Regions from separate parts of the Mus musculus genome. Here region 1 is linked to region 2. A link is a contact called in ENCODE Hi-C or POLR2A ChIA-PET data. All regions are on one chromosome and are shown on one strand. Each heading gives the region's core, a stretch centred on a gene start or an enhancer-like site at or near the end of the contact. The rest is flanking DNA. Distances are from core to core; before and after follow the strand shown.

The links. A loop is a pair of places that touch in the nucleus more often than their neighbours do. ChIA-PET counts read pairs that join two places held with the same protein, here RNA polymerase II (POLR2A).
Region 1: a map of T-helper 17 cell shows a loop between it and region 2 (3-fold over the local background). The contact joins the enhancer-like site here to the promoter of Rbl1 in region 2. A Hi-C loop is called at or near these places in 1 of 37 maps with a recorded cell type or tissue (T-helper 17 cell). POLR2A ChIA-PET finds 5 or more read pairs at or near these places in 1 of 5 experiments (embryonic stem cell).

Annotation. Positions count from the first base shown.
Region 1 is chr2:158,155,425-158,162,408 of GRCm38, reverse strand. No RefSeq gene overlaps it. Among named protein-coding and RNA genes, the nearest start is that of Tgm2, 13 kb to the right of the region's middle. Within about 2 kb of position 2,513, at least 1 of the 3 ENCODE cell types and tissues checked has a DNase peak (open chromatin) inside an H3K27ac peak, as active enhancers do.
Region 2 is chr2:157,200,589-157,207,186 of GRCm38, reverse strand. Rbl1 (RB transcriptional corepressor like 1) reads left to right here and starts at 2,653. Exons shown (of 22, transcript NM_011249.2): 1 at 2,653-2,887. The coding sequence starts at 2,732.

The DNA of each region.
Region 1 (6,984 bases), core at 1,264-3,763, 960 kb before region 2:
TGAGTGCATATATCGAGTGAAGTTCTAGACCACCGATACACATGCTGTGGAAACGCCAGTGGCTTTGAGAAGCTTTAGACTGATCAGGAGGCAGGTAGGAGCCACATTGGCATGGCGACTTTCACAAGAGTAGGCACTGTGCCCTTCTTGTCCATCACCCGGCACGTACTTGGCACAGGGGAGGCTTTCAAGACCCAGATCTTGAAGGATGGCGTGATTCTGTTTTTAAGAACGCAGTGCATAGCTATGCAAGTCTACAGCTGTTTGGCCATCAGAGAGCAAGGCTGGAGAGATATAACAAATGTCAACAGTTGCTCTCCGCTGGTGATTTTTTTTCAGTGACTTTCCCTCTCCTCTTTTGGCTCTTTGAACTTTGTAAATGTCAAACAGTGAGCAGGCATCAATATCAATTAGAGTGAGCACAGATGTTCTGCAAGAACCTCAGAGGGAAAACAAGCTGAGCTCATCGCTCTGTCTCACGTAGGGCTGGCCAAACTGGGCCCGCAGTGGGTACTGCTCTCTGCTTGCTAAGCCACAGTGTGAGTCTCATTCAGTGTTGGGGAGTGGTGTGGGGGAGGTTCCTGAGTCTCCCTCTGAGAGGCTGAGGGGAACTGAGACTTCGGGGTGAGGTTAACTCTGTCGTTACCCACAGTTCTCAGAGCAGCAGAGCCTGGAGACCCTTTGAAAAGGGTCAGTCTTAAATACTGCTGGGGCTGGCTCAGGTCACACTCATGGTCTGTGAGTACAGGGTCAGTGACTCAGCCCATTGATACACCCAACCATACACCCATCGGGGCCCTGGGCCATTGCTGCACCAGCTCCCAAACCAGGACTGACACCAAAGCTCTCAGTTGTACCTAGGGACAGAGGCTTTCTGGAGATGGAAGGGCAGTGGAAAGCCTGCCTTTCCTCAGGGCTGTCCTGCATATCACCTAGAGGCCCTCAGGGAGGTGTGCTTATTATGGGCTGGAGGAGGAGGCCTCTGCCACCCAAAACACATTAGGTGTGATGAGGTAACTTCTGTTCCTCAGTTTCCCCGCCTTTGCCAACAGCCAGTTGGTAGACAGGACTTCTGGTGACAGCTGCCCTCTTCCTTCTTGGTGCCCTCATAAGTTGGGAGGAGGTCAAGAGCGCCCAACTGTTGTCCTCAGCCATGTGGCATCTACCACACCCATCAGGAAGGCAGGAAACTGAGGCTCCAGAGGGGCAACGACACAGCCAGGAGAACACATTGGGAAAGAAATGTCTACAAAGAGGATCACTGTCCCCACCGAGGTCTTCTGAGAATCCAGGACAGGCCCAAATGGAAGAGATGGGAAGTGGTGTTGCCAAAGGCTGAGAGAGGTTAGCCTCAGCCTCTGTCTCCCTCCCCTGACAGGTAAGTAGGAGCTGTTGTCCTGTGGAGATCACTACCACCTCTAGCCTCAATGGATTCATCTTTCGACAAGGCCCAGGGCTGCTGGCATCATAAAGTCCAACTCTAAGAGCACGCAACTAATGAGTCCACTGTCATCATCCCCAAACATGCCACTCCTGTGCATCAAAACAATTGGCTCTTTATAGGTCGGCCCCAAGCCTGGAACGGTTCACTTTGCTATCTCTGCCCAACTCGTTCATTCATTCCCTCCGTGGGCCCTGGAACTCCCATCACGTGTTTCTCCACCCCTCCTTACCCCTCTGACTTGGTCCCGTGTGTACACCCAGGTCTCTTGGTTAGAAATACCATGCTCTGCCATGTCTGTCTAACTCACACTGCAACCCTCAGACTGTTGCCTCCTCTGTGGAGGCTGTCCTGATCTTCCACACAGCTCCTCGAGTCTCACATCCTCCCCTCCACAACTCTGAGCACAGGCTGTGAGCCACTAACCCAGTTAGCACCTTGGAACCTGCCTGTTGACCCCACGGAGACAAGAGCTCCTCAACAAAACTCGGTTTCCAACTCAGGACACCCGAGGGCCTCCATAAGTGTTCAGGAAATTATTCTGTCAGTAAGTCAATCTCCAAAGCACCCCACAGCTCTGTCTCTAAGTGTTTAGGGGTCTCTGACAATAGGAGTCATCATTTGGTGGCCTGGGGTATGACACAGTGGCAGACTGCTTGTTCAGCAGCACAGTTCACCAGAAAAGAATAAAGAGGAGGGGGGAAGAGGAAGGCAGGGGGATGGAAGCAAGGAGGAACAGGCCAGGGTGGGGGTAGGGTGGGTAGGTGGGTGAATTGAACTAGCTACTTCTGAGGTCATGACCTCATGACATCTGTCTTCTGTCTGTGTTCCCACAGAAGAGACCAGCCACAGCCAGATGCTAAGCTGTCAGCTACTTCCACTAAAGAGGAAACAGAGAAAGTGAAACTAACTCTGAGGCCACACAAAGGCCTCACAAGTGGGGCCAGATCTCCACTGTAGAGTCCTCTCTCTCCAAGCTTCCTGCAGATGAGGGACAAAGTTGGAGACGTGTGTCTGCCTGTCCTGTCTGGACAGAGGGAAGAGCCGATGTAAAAGTGACGAGAGCCAACTCTGCCGGAGCTAAGGGAGCAGGGACAGCCCTGAGAGAGGAGGTCCAAGAACAATGACTACGACGAGCAGGTCCTGGCATGTGGAGTAGCCAAAAGCAGATATCTAATCACCCCAGACTGGTATCAATGACAGTCTAAAGTGTGATGTCACAAAGTCCAACTTGGTGAAACCAGTGAGTCTATTGACTTTCTTACAGAGTACAAGTGAGGGATTGCTTGGTGTGTGACCCCCAAGCAATTGTATCACAGCAAAGTCCCACCCCAACCCGGGTCACCAGCTCTAGCCCCATTACCACAGACCTGGCCACCACTGAGTTCTTCTGCTCTAGTTGCCATGGCTACAGGGCAAAATCCAAGAATGGCATCTCATTATGGCCAGAGGAAAGGTGCCATGGAACAAGAGGCCCATGAGCACTTGGGCTTAAGTAAAGTGGAGAGGAGCCATTGCCAGCTCTGGAGCAGGGGAGTAGCATAATTTAATTTAGGTTTTAAAGTATTGTTCTAGTTTGCTTTCTGTTGCTCTGACAAAAAACATTCTGACCAAAGGCAACTTACAATTCTAGACCACAGTTCATCTTTGAGGGAATCAAGGCATGAACCTGAAGGCAGGGCTGCTTGCTATTTCATGCATGCAGCATTATCTCCAAGCAGGGGGCTCACAGTTAAGGAAACCCTAGAGAAACCTGGAGGCAGGCATGCTGGCTCACTCAAAGGCTCAGACCTAGGGAATGGCGTCACCCACAGTGGGCTGGGCCCTCCAACATCAGTTAACCATGCAGACAATCATCTGTAGAGATGCTCAAATGTCAGTATGACCTGAGAAAGTCCTCAGTTAGAACTTACTTCTCAGGAAATCTAGGCTGTGTAGCGTTAATAGTTCAACTTAACAGGCCAGAAAGAAGTCTTTCTGACTACTATGTGGAAGGAACACAGATTAGAGACAGGAGAATAAGAGAGGAAAGGAGATCTATTCCAGGCAGAAGGTACTAGGACTGGGGTTGTCCTTTTATAAGAAGCAAGAGTACAGAAACTAGGGAACAGTAGTCCTGAGCAAGTCCCTCAGCTGTCCCATCTGTAAGAAGGTGGACCATGGTGGTCATTAAGCTGGTGTTCCAGGAGTCCTGTGGGCTTGGTGGGGAGGACTGGTGACAGTTAAAATCATGAGGACCTCTCTTGAGGAGTCCTAGGGACAGTCTCAGCTGAGCCAGAAAGGTTCTCCCAGAATGGGGGATGGCTGGTATTGGGTGCTCTGGAAAGAATGAACAGGGAAGGGAGGTTGACACTTTGTGTTCACTTAGAGATGGGGAGAGAGGTGCAGCTGATACAAGACGTGGGGGATCCACAGGGATCCCCCACAGGGATGGACCCAGCACAGGTGTGAACCCGGCCCACAGATCCAGGCCCCAGCACAGATGTGAACTCAGCCCACAGATCCAGGACCCAGCATGAGTGTGAACGCAGTCCCTAGATCCAAGACCTGGCAAGGGTGTGAACCCAGCCTACACACAGATCCAGGATCCAGCATGAGTGTGAACCCAGCCCACAGATCCAGGACCCAGCATGAGTGTGAACCAGCCCAGGCCAGCAAATCCCACCAGAGGCCACAGGCAGGTGCTCTCTCCTCAGCCTCAGTTTCCTCTATAAACACAGGTCTATGGAGCCATTATGCAGAGAACTTCTCTGGGAATAACGATGTACGATCAGGTGAGGCAGGAAAGAGCAAGCACTAGAGATGGACTCGCAGGAGGGGAGCGCCTGCACAGGGCCTGCCACCTAGGCATTAGTATACCCACCTCCTCATCCAACCATACCTACTGTGCGACAGATTGACCCTGGGAAGTGACAGGGTTAATCAAATCAGTTTCCAGATCGTGCAGCAACATTCGTTTTATTTTTAAAAGATGGGGGGACAAAAGCCTGTCAGGTCTCATTTAGAAACTCGAACATTCTGAAAACATTGGCTAAGAGAGGGGGCTGTGCCCACTTAGAAGGATCCTCTAACAGAGCGACGCTAATCCAAGATGACAGGGGTATCTCTCTTTTTAAACCAAAAAGGCAGACGGAGCAAATTGCTCTTCTGGGATTGATGGCCTGAGATGCTAACTCGGTAGGGCGCCCAGCTGCTCCAATCCCCTGAAATCAGTAGAGAGGCAGATGATGACATCCCACCCCCCACTCCTGTCACAGCAAACAGCAAACATGGCAGGAAGTGGAACCATCAGAAATGCACTGTTTGGTCCCATTTAATCTTTTCACAAATGGGAAATGCAGGCCTGGCCAAAGAAAGGATGGACAGAATTTGCTTCAGCCGGTGGGAAGTCCCTGGTCAGTCCCTGCTTCCTCCATTAGTGAGGTGCATCCCTGCCGCCAAGGCCGGGGTTCCGACACTTTACCTAGCAAGGAAGTCCTCAAGTTCAGTGTGTGTCCAGGAGCACACAGGAGCACACAGGAGTGGAGTTCCTGAGTCCTGGTGTTCTGAGCAGATTGATGACAGATATCATTAAAGGGGAGAGGGGTTCATGGAAGTCGCTACCACATTAGACGAGGAGACCTCTGAGAGTGTCCGCGCAGTTTTTAGCTGGGAGATATCCCCCAAGTCAACTGGAGGGACCTAAGGACAGCTTCAGACATTTACCGGAGAATGAAGACACGGCTCCTTACAGAGAAGTACCTGGAGGCTTACAGCATCGCCAAGGGTGATGACAATCTGAAGGCAGTCACGTGTTCACAGTGAAATAAATGATGGGACATTCCTGGCGTGGAATACTACTTGGTTGTGAAAAGGAACAGGTGAGATCTGCAGCAGCGTCCACCATGCCAGCCTAAGCAATGGAAGTAGGTCAGCAAAAGTCATATTTACCCAGGATTCCACCCGGACAGCATTGCAGAAATAGTGAACTCAGAGACCTTACAGCCAGGTTGGGCCTGGTGGCTCAGGCTTGTAACACCCTGTGCTCATGAGGAGCTAAGACAGGAGGATTGCAAACTTAGGCATGTCTGGGATAAAGGGCAGGTTCAAGGCTAGCTTGGGCTCCTTAATGAGACCCTGTCTTAAAATAAAAATTTTCTTCTTAAAGTGAGTACTGGGGCCGAAGCTCTGGGGTAGCCCTGGCTTAGCATGCCAGAGGTCCCGAGTTCTCTCTAGACATACCAGGGGTTGCTGGGCACAGAGAGGAAGCATCTGTGCTTGCAAAAGAGCCTGGGGGGTGGGGGGCGTTGGAGTGCGCCAGGAACTGTCTAAAATCTAGATCGTGACTAAGAATTCGCACTATGACTGAGTCATATCTGACCTGCGTGAACTGCGCTATATGGAATCAGGATGGGTGAACTGGAAGTAAATATAATTAAGAATCAAAACTAGAAAGGCCAAGCTTAAAGAATGTCACCTGTAAGTCCACTCACCACGGTGCAGTTACTTGGAATGAATTAATTTCTGCCAATCTTTGAGCTTGAAAAAGGATTGTTAGTTTGAAGGGATCAGCTAACATTTATTTTATCAGCAGAACCGCAATACATACGTTCATTCCATAACAGTTGAGAGAAAGCAGACCAGATGCTACTTAAAGTCTTCTTCCCACTCCAACACATACGCGCCATGTTTCCCTTGGGCTGACATCACCCCGGAGTGGTAGCTTTGACAAATAGTAGGAAAATGGCAAGTGGCACTGCTCAGAGCTTTGCAGATTACAAAGCGGCATTCAAGGAGGATTGTTCTCTTTTTCAACTCGAAATGTACGTTTTCTGCTTTCTCTCTGTGCTCTGTTACACACTTTCTGTCTGAACCCTAGAGACTGGTAGTATACCTTGCTTGCTTCACTATTTTGAATGACCACTTCACAGGTATGCCTCTGCTCCTGATCCATGTGGGTCTCCAAAGAACAGAGAAAGAATGTGAAAGCTGTATCAACCTTAAACAAAGAAGTAAATAAAGGGGGTGAAGCACCTGCTATTTTGTATGTATGCCTTACAGAACCACAACCTTGCAGAGTGTCCACAATCTTGTATAAAGGCCACTTTGACAGGGACATCTGTCTAGCAGCTTTCTGTTCAACCCCGGACTGATGCCACTTTGGTTAATCAGTCATCAATGACTATTTCACAATACTTGCTAGAGCTCGCATTTCCCCTTTAAAAACTTCCCTTTGTTCCCAGTGTTGATATACCCATGGCTTCCAATGGCTGCAATCTCAAAGCACAAGACTCTGTCTCCCCTGTTTCAATGTAGCTCTGCCTTTTCCTAATAGAATACTATGATTCTTTAGAGAGTGAAAAAGAAAGAGAGAGAGAGAGAGAGAGAGAGAGAGAGAGAGAGAGAGAGAGAGAGAGAGAGAGAGGAAGGAAGGAAGGAAGGAAGGAAGGAAGGAAGGAAGGAAGGAAGGAAGGAAGGAAGAAAGAAAGAAAGAAAGGAAGAAAGGAAGGAAGGCAGGCCAAGCTTGAGGAAAGGCCCGAACTGAAGCCACTAGGAATGGACCA
Region 2 (6,598 bases), core at 1,404-3,903:
TGTGACGTCGAGAACTGTCACTAGTGCAAGATCACCCTGACCTGTTTAGCAAACGCTATGTAAGGCACTGGTATACAGCAAGATTCTCACAGAAACAGAAATGAAGTCTCTTTTTGAAATCCAAAAATGTAAGGGGATTGATTAGAGAGGCTAACCTGGGGATATAGTTTATATTACAAGTGACCAGAAAAAGCGGAATGACCATTTTTTTTTTCATATTTCGTGTGGAATCCCCTTCCCTTAAGGTAAAATTTTATTTTTTTGAGTAATTCCACCAATAGATGGTATCAAGCACAACAATGCCTAGTTTATTTATATTTGTTGGTTAAAATTCATAGAATGAAGTACATACACGCTTAGAGACAGAGGACTGCCATTTACTGAACTACCTCAGATGTTAGGAATGTTTTAATATTAAATTTTCTTACAGAAAAAGTAATGATGGGATAATCTTGAGATAATGTACAGTAGACTATTCCAGTATTATGTTTAGAAGAACAGAATGGGGAAACCCAACCTTATTTCCCATTCACATGTTTTTGTTTTTAAAAGCTTATCTGGTTATGTATTTTAGCTTATGTATATCAGTGTTTTGCAGCATGTATGTGTGTACTCTATGTTTGTGGCTGGTAACTGCTGAGACTTGAAGAAGGTATCTGATCTTCTGGAACTGATGTTATGAATGGCTGCCAGCTGCCCTGTCAGTGGTGGGAACTGAACCCACATCACCTTGAAGAGCAGCAAGCGCTTGTTTATTATCTGCTAAGCCATCTCTTCAGCTCCCATCATTTCCAATGTCACTGGAACCTCTCACCACTCCTAACTCAGTCGCTCAGAAATACCTAGTACATTTGGTCCTGTCTGCTTTCTCTTCACCTTCCAGGCCTCTCCATTCTGTTTCATGAGTGAGCAGGTCTGGCTTATCATTGAGCTAAGGCTGTAAGAAAAAGATTCTTCAGACACACTTGGATTTCTACCACAGTAGGCTCTGTAAATAAAGACAAAAAATAAATAAATAGATTTCTACAAAAGATCCTCCAAACTCCGTAGGGAGATTTTTCAGCTAGTGCACGCAGGGAGCTCCAAGGATGCAGCTTTTGCAATTGTCACCCCGGACAGAATGCGCTTTTTGATGATGCAATGCCTTTGAGTCACCCCTGCTACTCCTCTATGTAACCCCAGTAAACTAATTCACCGTCTCACTAAAGCTAGATGAGGCTGGAGCTATTTCTTTGGTCTGTTGTCATTTGCCTATTAGGGATTTAGAGAGCTTTCCATCTCCCTATATCAGGACTCTTCCTTGAGCAGTACACCTTTGTATTTTAATTCAACGATTCCTTCCGATACGTCATGTAAGACAACACTCTACTACCTCCAAACTTGGTAGTCTCCACGAGGCCATACCCGCAGCAGTGGATTTTGTCCAAAACAAATTAATCATCATTAACATGTTAAAATCTCTGCTTTGAGTATACCATGAGGCTTTAGTGGGGCATAGGAACTCCTTCATAACTTGCCTTGACGTCCCTGTTTTCTTCTCTAGTGACTCCTTCATCCAAACAAGGACTACTCTGTAATTTTCAAACACACTGCCCCAAGTCCTTAGTGTAGAAGAGAAATAATCCAAATCAGGGAATACAGTGAAGGCAAACGATTCTATCCTACCATCCAACTCTCTTGGAAGAGCTGATCAATAAGTATGACAATTTCAGATAAGGTACAATGGAGACGATGAAATAGAAGTTAGGTGTCAGCTTATAGATGTACTGCTCAGTAATGGCCTGAGAAGGTTAAAATTAGACTTAAATGATGAAGAGCAAGGTATGCAAAGATATGCACAATAGCATTTTCACACACGGAGAAAAGCCTCCTGCGACTGAGAACTAGCTTGATATTCCCAAGGTTACGAGTTACCTGGTGCATCTGAATGCTATTATTTTTCTGTATTTTAAAGACAAAAAATGATCTCGTGCAGGATTCTGAGTGAAAACGATCAGGTTCTAGTTTAGGTTTTAAAAACACCTTTCAGGTAAGCGCGAGGACCATCTCTATTCCTGAAACGACTATTTACTGGGACAGTTTCCAGAATCCTGGGAGTGAGGCTGAGACCCGTCACCCCAAACCCTTGTCCCTGCATCCCTTTCTGGCGAGATTTGGGAGTCTCTGACGTGGCGCTTCTACGTGAAGAAGCCACTTTCGGCAGCTCCCGCCTCCACCTCCATCGAGGGTCAAAGCTCAGTGAGAGCGGGCTGGAGGCGCGCCGGGGAGCTGACAAACCTAGGGTCCACAGGACAGTGTCATGGAGAAGGCTTCCCACTAGCGTGAACGGACTCGCAGTCCCAAGTCACCCACACCAGGGAACCCGCGGTGGAGAGCGCGGGGCGCGAGCTACAGTCCCGGCAGCCTCAGCACCGGCTCGGATCCTTCCGCCCCGCTCTCTCACGTCCGTCCCCGCGGCCCGGAGCCCCGCAGCTGCCCACCCAGGGCCCGAGCTAGATCTCCGTTAGAGTCCGAGGTCCATCTTCTTATCCCATTCCGGGAGACGGGCTGCTGCGGGCTCCAGAGGAGAAAGGGACTTTTTGAGAAGAAAAGCGGAGGCAGACGATGAAGGGAAGGCGAGCTCAAGAAGGCGATTTTCGCGCGCTTTGTCGCGGGGGGTTGTGGGTAGCTCGCCGGGAGGGAAAAGAAAACCCCGAAGCCGGTCGCGCCGCCCGTCGGGCCGGAGGGGGATATGTTCGAGGACGAGCCCCACGCCGAGGGGGCGGCGGCGGTCGCCGCGGCCAGGGAGGCGCTGCAGGCCCTGTGCCAGGAACTGAACCTGGACGAGGGAAGCGCGGCCGAAGCCCTGGATGACTTCACGGCCATCCGCGGCAACTACAGCCTAGAGGTGAGCGGCGGCAGGTGGGCGGCGGCCCCGACCCTCGCCAGGCCCCACCCCCGGCCCGCCCCCGCCCCAAGCCTATCGGGCGGTGGGAGTTCCCCACCTACGAGGGTCTCCGAGGAGTGCGGGGAGGGAAGGGTGGGTGTAGCTCGGCCAACCCACCCATTTGGATTGAGGCGGGAAACCGAAGATCGGAAAGTGAGCCGCCGGTTCTGCGGGGGTTCCCTAGGCTCCCAACTTTCAAACTTGATTTCTGCGCGCCGCCCAGTGCCCCAAACGGCGCGGTGCTGCCGTTAAATCGATCAGACCTGATCCCGCGGTAAAATGAATTACTCATCGCTGCTCAGCCCTTTGATTATGTCTTCCCCAACTCGTTTGAAACACCACTGGATCCCCATTCCACAGAGGGAGAAAGTGGGGTCGGTAAGAAGTTAATTTAGCGCCCAAGGTGACGCAGTTTGCCATGCAACCTGGTACAGCAGTTTGAGCCCTTTAACTCCTCCATTCTTCCACCTAATCGAGTGTAGCAGTTAGTTCGTTTATACCATGCACTGTAGTTAGATAGATCAAAGTCAGCACACACAAAGCTCTTCTCAGCCCCACGTTCCTCTCTGCCAGGCCGTTGCTCTAACGATTGATGTGGTATCTGGCTCTGAATAAAATAAATGGTGCTTGTTATCATTATTAGGTATTCCCAGTAACACACACACATATGTTAATGATATATATGTGTGTGTGTGTGTGTGTATACATATATATATATATACCCAGGGGGTATCGAGACAGACTATTTCAGCATCTAACTGAGATGTACAAAAGCTTTCATTATACACATGGGCAGGATTCACATATAGGATTCCTCTGACTCAGACTGCCAGCGAAATAATTGCTGGTCAGGGAGTAGGAAATAGGGAGCAACTGTTGTACACATGTCTATACTCCTATGAGAGAAAAGTACCTGAGACTACACACACACACACACACACACACACACACACACATATATAAAATTTGTCTTTACAGCAGGACAGTGACTACTATACCTGTTTTCTTGGTGGTGTTACAGCTCAACATCCTTTTTTTTTTTTTTAGAGAATTAGAGTCACTCTAATATAGAAACCCAGATTGGTCATAAGCTTAGTGTAGAAGTAGACTTGTATTGGCATGTGTGTGGAATTCATGTCCATGCATTCAGCAGATCAAGAGTCTTTGGGGAAAATTACATTTGTCCTGAGCATGAACAGACTTGTCATTCCACAAACAATGTAATGTTATTTATATAGCATTTACATCAAGTAATCTAGAGATGATCATAGGTTATGTGCAAATGCATTGCCATTTTAAATCAGGGACTTAAACATCCTTGGATTTTGCTATCTTCTGGAGTACAGGAGCCATCCCCCAGGGGGTATGGAGACAGACTATTTCAGCATCTAACTGAGATGTACAAAAGCTTTCATTATACACATGGGCAGGATTCACATATAGGATTCCTCTGACTCAGACTGCCAGCGAAATAATTGCTGGTCAGGGAGTAGGAAATAGGGAGCAACTGTTGTACACGTGTCTATACTCCTATGAGAGAAAAGTACCTGAGACTAACTCACATGTTTTCAGCAAAAGGCAGAATAGACTTAATGAAAGATAGTGATCTACAAAAGAAGGTTCATAACCGGAAAACGGGGAGAATCTGAAAGTATGAGAGAGCTGGAGAGCTGGCCTGGCAGAGAACGTGCTTGCCGAGCCCCTGGATCCCCAGCAGCCACATACAAGGCAGGTGCAGTGGCAGTGTGGGCTGTAACCCAGGGGGGTTACAGGTAATGAGACATGGAAGGGTGAAGACAGGCAAACCCCAGGAGTGCTCTGGCCTGCTCCGGATTCAGTTAGAGACTGTCCTAACAGGCTGAGAATGATAGATGAAGTCACACAACATCTAACTCTGGCCGTCACTCATGCATACATGAATGGGTGAGTGCATGAACATACATGCGCACACACATATGCTATTCAAAGGAAATTTTAATGACATCTCAGTTGAAAAAAATATAAAAAATATATTTTTATATGTATATAATATATACTATATACATGTAATATATACAATACATATATATTATATGTATATATTTTGTTTTGTTTTGTTTTGTTTTTTGACTCCCTGGAAAAGCATTCAGAAACCCCAGGTCTTATTTGATCTCCTCAGATAAGCATGGTTGAATACAATGTGTATCCAAGTCACTGCAACTAGCTGCTTGTTTCAAATTCTTAAGCAAGTTAAACTCAGCCCAGGTTGTGTGCTTTTTTTGCAGGTCACTCTGCCTGGACTATTCACCTGTGACTCCAGAGAATGCTGACGATCTAAATTCTAAATCCATAGTTAGGCAGAGCTGATTGACACTTAATTGTTTGCTTTTAGAAAGCACTCCTTTATGAATTGAGTTTGGAGGATTCTGTCCTGTATTTTGTTTCTTCTTGTTCTTTTTTTCTTCTAGTTGTTGGTGAAAGGCACTTGGAGCAAAGGCAACTTCCTCCCTCTGCTGCCCACTAAGAATCCCTGCCACAGACTCCACCCCCCTCTAACTCCCCACAGGAGCCCTGCTGACCAGCTTCTTCCACCCACTCTCCTCACTCACACTTTCTGGTAGCTTGCTGCTTAGTAGTTTTAGATCTTCTTTTGTGAAGTCTTTACTGAATTCTAGTCAAAGTCAGCTATTACACTGTATTTCCCACACTTTCTCTTTCGTTTTTATAACCTGTTTTTGTTATGTTTTGTTTTTACCAGTTACAGGAAGCAGTTTCTGTTTCTTTTCTTAGCTTTAGATCTGGAGGTTTAGAACTGTCTTTGATTTTTGTTGTTTAGTTGTTTTAAGCACTCTACCATTGAGGTATATTTCTAACCTTGTCACAAAAATGTTTTAACTAAAATTTTAATTTCTAATGGGGACCCATGCGTTGGTGCGTGTGTGGCGGTTAGAGAACAACCCCTGTGGAGTCAGTTCTCTCCTCCATGTTTGCATGGGTCCCAGGGATCACAGTGAGGGAGGGCTTCAACCCCACAGCAAGCGCCATCTCTCCAGCCCTGCATCTGTAATTCTTTCTAGCATTCTCATTTTCCTTGAGATTATGATCTAATTAAATCACTCTTCCTGCCCCTTTCCTCCCTCCAACCCCTCCCATGTACTTCCCTTTTGTGCCCTCTCAAATTCATGGCCGTTTTCTTTATTGTTGTTCCGTGTGTGTGTGTGTGTGTGTGTGTGTGTGTGTGTGTGTGTGTCTGTGTGTGTGTTTCTAACTATATGAATACGTATGCTTGGTGCATATGTTTATGTTTTCTGGCTGAGCGTTTGATGCTGGAGAAACAGTTGTTTGTGCTCTTTCTCCTTCCCTCAGCATCACTGGTTGCCTGGAGTTTTTCATCTTGGTTCTCCTTTCCACATTAGCACCTCTACAGATGCCATCCTTGTTCAGGCTTTTGATTAGACGGCCATGTTGGTGTCTGCATCTGTAATTTTTTTTTAAAGATTTATTTATTTTATTTATACAAGTACACTGTAGCTGTCTTCAGACACACCAGAAGAGGGTATCCAATCCCATTACAGATGGTTGTGAGCCACCATGTGATTGCTGGGAATTGAACTCAGGACCTCTGGAAGAGCAGTCAGTACTCTTAACCACTGAGCCATCTCTTCAGCCCCTGCATCTATAATTCTTTTTTTG